Regions from separate parts of the Homo sapiens genome. Here region 2 is linked to region 1. The links are chromatin contacts, found by Hi-C or POLR2A ChIA-PET in ENCODE. All regions are on one chromosome and are shown on one strand. Each heading gives the region's core, a stretch centred on a gene start or an enhancer-like site at or near the end of the contact. The rest is flanking DNA. Distances are from core to core; before and after follow the strand shown. Region 1 has its middle 58 kb from the start of LINC00484. Region 2 has its middle 12 kb from the start of LINC02957.

Evidence for each region. A loop is a pair of places that touch in the nucleus more often than their neighbours do. ChIA-PET counts read pairs that join two places held with the same protein, here RNA polymerase II (POLR2A). Pooled maps may share reads with other maps.
Region 2: a pooled map shows a loop between it and region 1 (2.1-fold over the local background). The contact joins two enhancer-like sites. A Hi-C loop is called at or near these places in 1 of 168 maps with a recorded cell type or tissue (PC-3) and 2 of 50 pooled maps. POLR2A ChIA-PET finds 5 or more read pairs at or near these places in 2 of 52 experiments (AG04449 and MCF 10A).

What each region holds. Positions count from the first base shown.
Region 1 is chr9:91,059,320-91,062,234 of GRCh38, reverse strand. No RefSeq gene overlaps it. Among named protein-coding and RNA genes, the nearest start is that of LINC00484, 58 kb to the left of the region's middle. Within about 2 kb of position 1,639, at least 14 of the 41 ENCODE cell types and tissues checked have a DNase peak (open chromatin) inside an H3K27ac peak, as active enhancers do.
Region 2 is chr9:90,983,779-90,986,826 of GRCh38, reverse strand. No RefSeq gene overlaps it. Among named protein-coding and RNA genes, the nearest start is that of LINC02957, 12 kb to the left of the region's middle. Within about 2 kb of position 1,451, at least 2 of the 41 ENCODE cell types and tissues checked have a DNase peak (open chromatin) inside an H3K27ac peak, as active enhancers do.

The DNA.
Region 1 (2,915 bases), core at 390-2,889:
CTGGAGCTTCCTGTGGGCCTGGCGAAGACTTTCTCTTGGCTGCACCACCAGCTGAGGCTCTCCTACCCCATCTTTTTTCCTTCACTCTCACCTGTTAGAGGTGTCAGCCTGCACCATGGTGTGAAGGTTTTCTTTCTCTGGATATCTTGCTTTCTCTCCGCATATCTTAGGTGTTACTTCCAATAAATCTTTTGCACTTCAAACTCTGTCTTGGTGTCTGCTTTCCAAAGGACCAAACTGACACACTTGATAGAAACCACCACTCAACTGAGTGGATTAGAAGAATTAGCTAATGAACGTGAGGCAGAGCGAGGTTTCCCCTAAGACTCCCTCTGAGCTTCTGTGGGGAATCTCTGAAGTATTGCCCATCTTAGCGATATTCTAACATTGACTTCCTAGTTCCTAAGTAACCTGTTCACAACCCATCAACTTCTTCCACGAACCAGGGACAGACTGTTTGAGCCCATGTCCACAGACTTCTAGAGTTGCTTTTTGCTCTTGCTCCTTAAGGGTTCAGCTCAAGGTTGCCTCCTTGCCCAGATCCCCCAATAACTTCCTCTTTCATTACTCTAGTTTGTAAATATCCACATCCTCTGTTAGATGGTAGCTTTTATGGATGTAGGATCCACATTGTTGCCAGTGGCCAGAACAATGCACACAGTAGGTGCTACATAAAAATTTGCTAAATGAATAACAAATGACAGATGCTCCAAATGATTAATTTGCTATGTCCTGAGTCTAAAAAATGATTCCAACTGGCTCCTTATACTCCTCAATTCTTTTTGCTTACTCCTCTCTCAAATATCCTCAGGGAGTTATCCTATAAAACATTGTCATCCTTGTCTTAAAAATTAGCAGTATTACTTTGCACTCACAGTGAGTTATCAATTGTCACTCCTGCAGTGGAAGAGAATCTGAGTAACCTCCTAGTTGGTGACATTCAGGAGCTGTGGATGTCACACAACAGAATTTGTAGCCTCTGGAAAAAGGTTTATCAGCATCTATATGGGAGTCATTCCAGCCCAAACTGTGCTGAGACATGAACTTTCACGTGATCGCCTCTGGAAAAACCCACAAAGACGAGAAAGGAAGTCCTTAGCCTGAAGGACTTCCCCAGAGAAGAAACAGTTGGATTTGTTGGAACTCTATTTGTTGCTGAGATGTGAAAGTTCTTTGATCAGTCCGATGGCCATTTCTGAAACCACAGTGATCCTCCACTCCCCTGTTTTTTCCTGGAATGGGCCCTGATAATTTCAAAACATTCCTATTTTTTTCTGCAAGCCAACACCCTTCCTAAGTACACAATGTTTATGGGCAGTCAGATGGTTTGGCGTATTTCTCAAACCTCTGAGGATGGCAAGTTCAAGTTGTCTGTGCTGTTATATGGCATATCTAATAATCCACACCTCAACACTTGATTTTAAGGTTAGCAAGCCACGAGAATGCTCTTTGAATCCCCCTGCATGTTTCATCACTTCATCTCTATTTCCCTTTAACTATGGCCAGCCAAACTGTAACCTGAGATTAGGGTTGCTGTCAGAGAAAACAAAGGAAAATAAACAAACACATTGGCCCAATGCCCCATGCTACGATTTTGAAAGTCGTGGGTATGCTTGCTCAATGAAAAAATTCCCCATAACCAGTCATGACTCATTCCCACTTGCTGCTTGCATGGTTTGGGAAAATAGTCTTTACTTATTTTTTTCTATATTAACATGAAATAGCATCATTCAAGCTCATCATCAATACTTCATTTTACAAACTCCCTGACAGCCACCTTCAGCCTTTTGATCACTAATCTTGTGTTGCTTCACTACCATGATCATTACTAATGCTGAGGTGTTTGGGCTTTATTTTTCCTTTGCATTTAGTCAATTGTTTTAAATAAATAAATAATGTGATTTTACTGTATGAATTGTTTAATATTCTGCCTTTTTTCCTCAGTATTTTATTGTGAGAATTTCTCCATTGCTGCTAGATATCTTCAACATATCACTTCTATTTTTTGTAAGATATTTATTATAGTATTATACCATGGGTCATAACTTATTTGGTCATCTCTTATGTTTTGACATTTAGAGTGTTGTTAAAATTATACTGTTATAAGTAATGCTACAATGAATCTCATTTGATATAAATCTCTGTGTAGTTGTTAGGATCTTCTAGGCTTAAGCTGATAAACATCCTTTGTTGGACATCTTGTTCACATCCTTTGTAAGAGAACAAGAAATAAAGCTTTGTTGTGTTAAGCCACTGAGACTTTGGGGCTGTTTGTTATTAGCTGTATTTTGCATAGTTAGTCGGTGACCAGGCTGAAGAAGTGCCAGCATTGCCATCCTCCCTCTAGAATTGGCACAGAGAGCCCAGAGTCAATGGGAACTCACAAGTGCCAGGCTTACCATGTAGGAAACGCTTCCTTTCCACCCACAGCCCATTGGCCCATGCCAGTCACCTGGCCCCATCTACCTGTGAAGGAGGGGGGTTTGTATTTTTCTATATACCCAACACAGAAGAGAACAGGATGTGCCTGGGCAATGATAACATTCTGCCTGTATGAGGGTATGGCTTTTACTTAAGGTAGATGTCCTAGAATGGGAGTTATTGAGTTTTGCCAACTTTTTTTTTCTAAGACACACCATTTTTATAGTTCCACCAGCTTGTTTTCTGCCCTTGTAAAGCCACAAATGTTACCACTTTATACTCTTTGCTGATCTAAGAGGTAAAAAATGCTATCTCATTGTTGTTTTCATTGTTCAAATTAAATCTTAATTTAAAGTTTTGTAGATACATTATTATTTTGTAGCTACATTATCATTATTATTGAGAGGAAAGATTATTTTCAGATGTCTGTTATTCATTTGCATTTTACAGGTGTTCAGTAGAGTTATAAAACAATTACCCTGAAAATTCTCCGA
Region 2 (3,048 bases), core at 202-2,701, 75 kb after region 1:
ACCCAACCTGTTACTGTCATCTTCTAGAATAATGTGGCATATTCAGGCTTTTTCAGAACCAATTAAAGTTGTCCTGAGGGGTTCAGTAAACATATAGCAGTAGGCTAAAAAGTATTAATCAAGACTGTGCCATGAGAACATCAGGCCAGCGGTTATCATGTAACTTGGATTTCCACACTCGTATTCAGCTTAAAATTATTCATTCAATTTTCCTTTAAGGGCACCTATATTTTAAGGGCCGTGGCTTCTCCTTTCTGGTCTGATAAAATAATAAAATGGTCACCATATTTTAATCTGGGTGCTTCGATGGACCTAGCGGAGGAACCTCCCCATTCCCAGCAGCATTATGATGTGGTATGTGTGAAGCCAAAGGCTGCAGGGGATGCCTGGAGACACGTGTGTGTGTGTGTGTGTGAGTGTGTGTGTGAGATTGTGTGTGTCTGTGGCTCTGCCCAGTGTAATTATTAGCTTGGAAATTACTCTAATCTGGTGAGTGCCAATGCAGTCATTCAATAATAAGTCAGAGAATATTTGGACAGGTTGAGGAGGAAGTTGACTCTGATGTCAAAAAGAGTGTCAAGGAATAGGAAGCCCACAGAGAAAGATGAATGTAGAGAAAAATATTTTTTCAAGCACAAAACAATGAATGATGTAGGAAATACATAAGATTTGTGCTGGGTTAAACGGGTGCAAGAAATAAGAAAGCATATGTTCAGGACCAGACACAAATTATAGGCAACACTGCTTCCCTTCTAGCTTCTACTTTTATATTCCCAATACGGCTTGATAAAAATGAGTTTCTCTTAACAAAGTTAAAGAAAAATTGAATTGTTGATTCCCATTGTGTTTTCCCCATGGCAGTTTAAAATAGATCATCTTCTACTTCCTTTTGTAACTGAAGAAGAAACACAGCTGGATTTGGGACTTGTAAGGGCAGGTTCTGACAGTCAGGACAGTGAGTGGATGAGATGAGATAATTGTTTTCTACACATTCAGACAGAAACCATGTGCCTGTGAATCCACCGTGAAAAAGCCGAGAAGGGAAATCATTTGCTCAACTTAAGTGTGAGACATCTCCCAAGATAAGGTGTTTCCAGTCCCAGAACCCACAGGAACATATAAGTCCCTCTGGAAGAACTGTCACATGGCCAGACCAGAGCAGGCATCATGTAGATTTTTCCAGAATAGCACGCTTAAGGAAAAATCAGTGCTCTTACCTATTAGGGAGGAGAGCTAATAGCAGCAAGGGTTAGTGTGTGCATCGACAGGCCACGTAAATCTGGGCTATGTGTTGGACCACATACATCTTCGTAGTAGAAGATCTTGCCCTATTTGTCCAGTATGTATGACTATCTAGAGAAAGGTTCAGATCTCCGGGGACGGCAGGGAAAGGAACCCTCTGCTGGACCCACAGCTCCTCCTACTGTGAGGTCTAGAGCAGGGCTGCTTGGCCTCACACTGGTAGGTGTGGAGCACGTACGAGCTCTACATCCTCACTCTCCATTCCTCTCTACACTCACATGGCTCCCACATCCGCTGACAAGAACCATCCTTCCAGATGAAACCCCATGTTCTTTTTTTTTTTTTTTTGAGATGGTGTCTCGCTCTGTCACCCAGCCTGGAGTACAGTCGCATGATCTCAGCTCACTGCAATCTCTGCCTCCCGGGTTGAAGTGATTCTCCTCCCTCAGCTTCCCAAGTAGCTGGGATTACAGGCATGCACCACCATGCCTGGCTAAGTTTTGTATTTTTAGTAGAAACGGGGTTTCACCATGTTGCCCTGGCTCGTCTGGAACTCCTGACCTCAGGTGACCCGCTGGCCTCGGCCTCCCAAAGTGCTGGGATTACAGGCGTGAGCCACCGTGCCTGGCCCCCCCATGCTGTTTCTAAAAGGAGGTGTAGCAGTAGTGTTTTCTCTCTTTCTTGATCTTGGATGATTCATTGGCACCCCTTAATGATTGGAACCCAAGGAAGTTCTCTGAGAGCCATTTACTAGACACCAGTATAAATTTTAAACTCAGGAAGGAATTGGCACTTCCAGTTGTATTCAATGTATTCATTGTTGATGCAGGACAGCTATAAATAAATGAGATTCTGGAATTCCTATGAAAATGGGATCTCTAAGAAAGATTCCTAACAACTGGCTTTGGAGACGAGTAAGTGTGTATTTTCACCTTTAAGTCCATGAGCTGCAGGGAGCCACTTCATGGGAGGATTTTGATGACATTTTACTTTGTGCATGCTCATTTTAACTGTATGACATTAAAACAGCAATTACACATATCAAAAGAGAGAACGGATAGCACTGGGGACCAAAAGGCTCACTTTCCCACAAATAGTCCCTTCTTCTGGATTTCATGGGTACCCATTAGTACCAGAATTTCCTGGGTTTGGCTATGGAAAGTTTCAAGTATATATTACATATATATTATAAGATGAGGACAACTTGAAGCCACTACCTGTCGTCAGTGTGTAAGGAGGGAGGTAGTTTTTCTTGGGAGGGTGGAGGTGGGAGGTAGCCCAGGGAAAGGCATGAAGGGCAACAGGCTGGGAGGAGGGAGGAAGTGCAGTCAGCCTTGGAACCTTAGACAGACTGAGTGCTGCATCTGGGCACAGGCGGTCAGCCTGCACTGACTCCTGAAGGCAAAGCAAGGGAGGGGAGAAGCATGTGGCTAAACAGAGAAGGGGAGGATTCTAGCCAGAACACACTGTTTGCTTTTATAAATGCCAGGGGTGGTGCATTGGTAAGCACCCTGCACAGAAGAATGGGGTGGGAGGGCTGGAGGAATACCTGGTCCAGTCCATCCAGGAGTCCTCCCATACCTGCATTCCCTGCCCATGATGCGATTTGATGCTCAGCCTACATCAAATAACACTATGTGCTGAATGGGAAATGAGAGGAAAATACGAGGAGGCCTTATTATTCTTCACAATTTTGCCTATGTCCAATTCCATTCAGCATGATTGCTTTTGGTGCCCAGAGAAGCTGAGTTTCTATCAAAAACATGTATATATAGGTGAGTGTATCTGTGTGTTTGTACATGTATG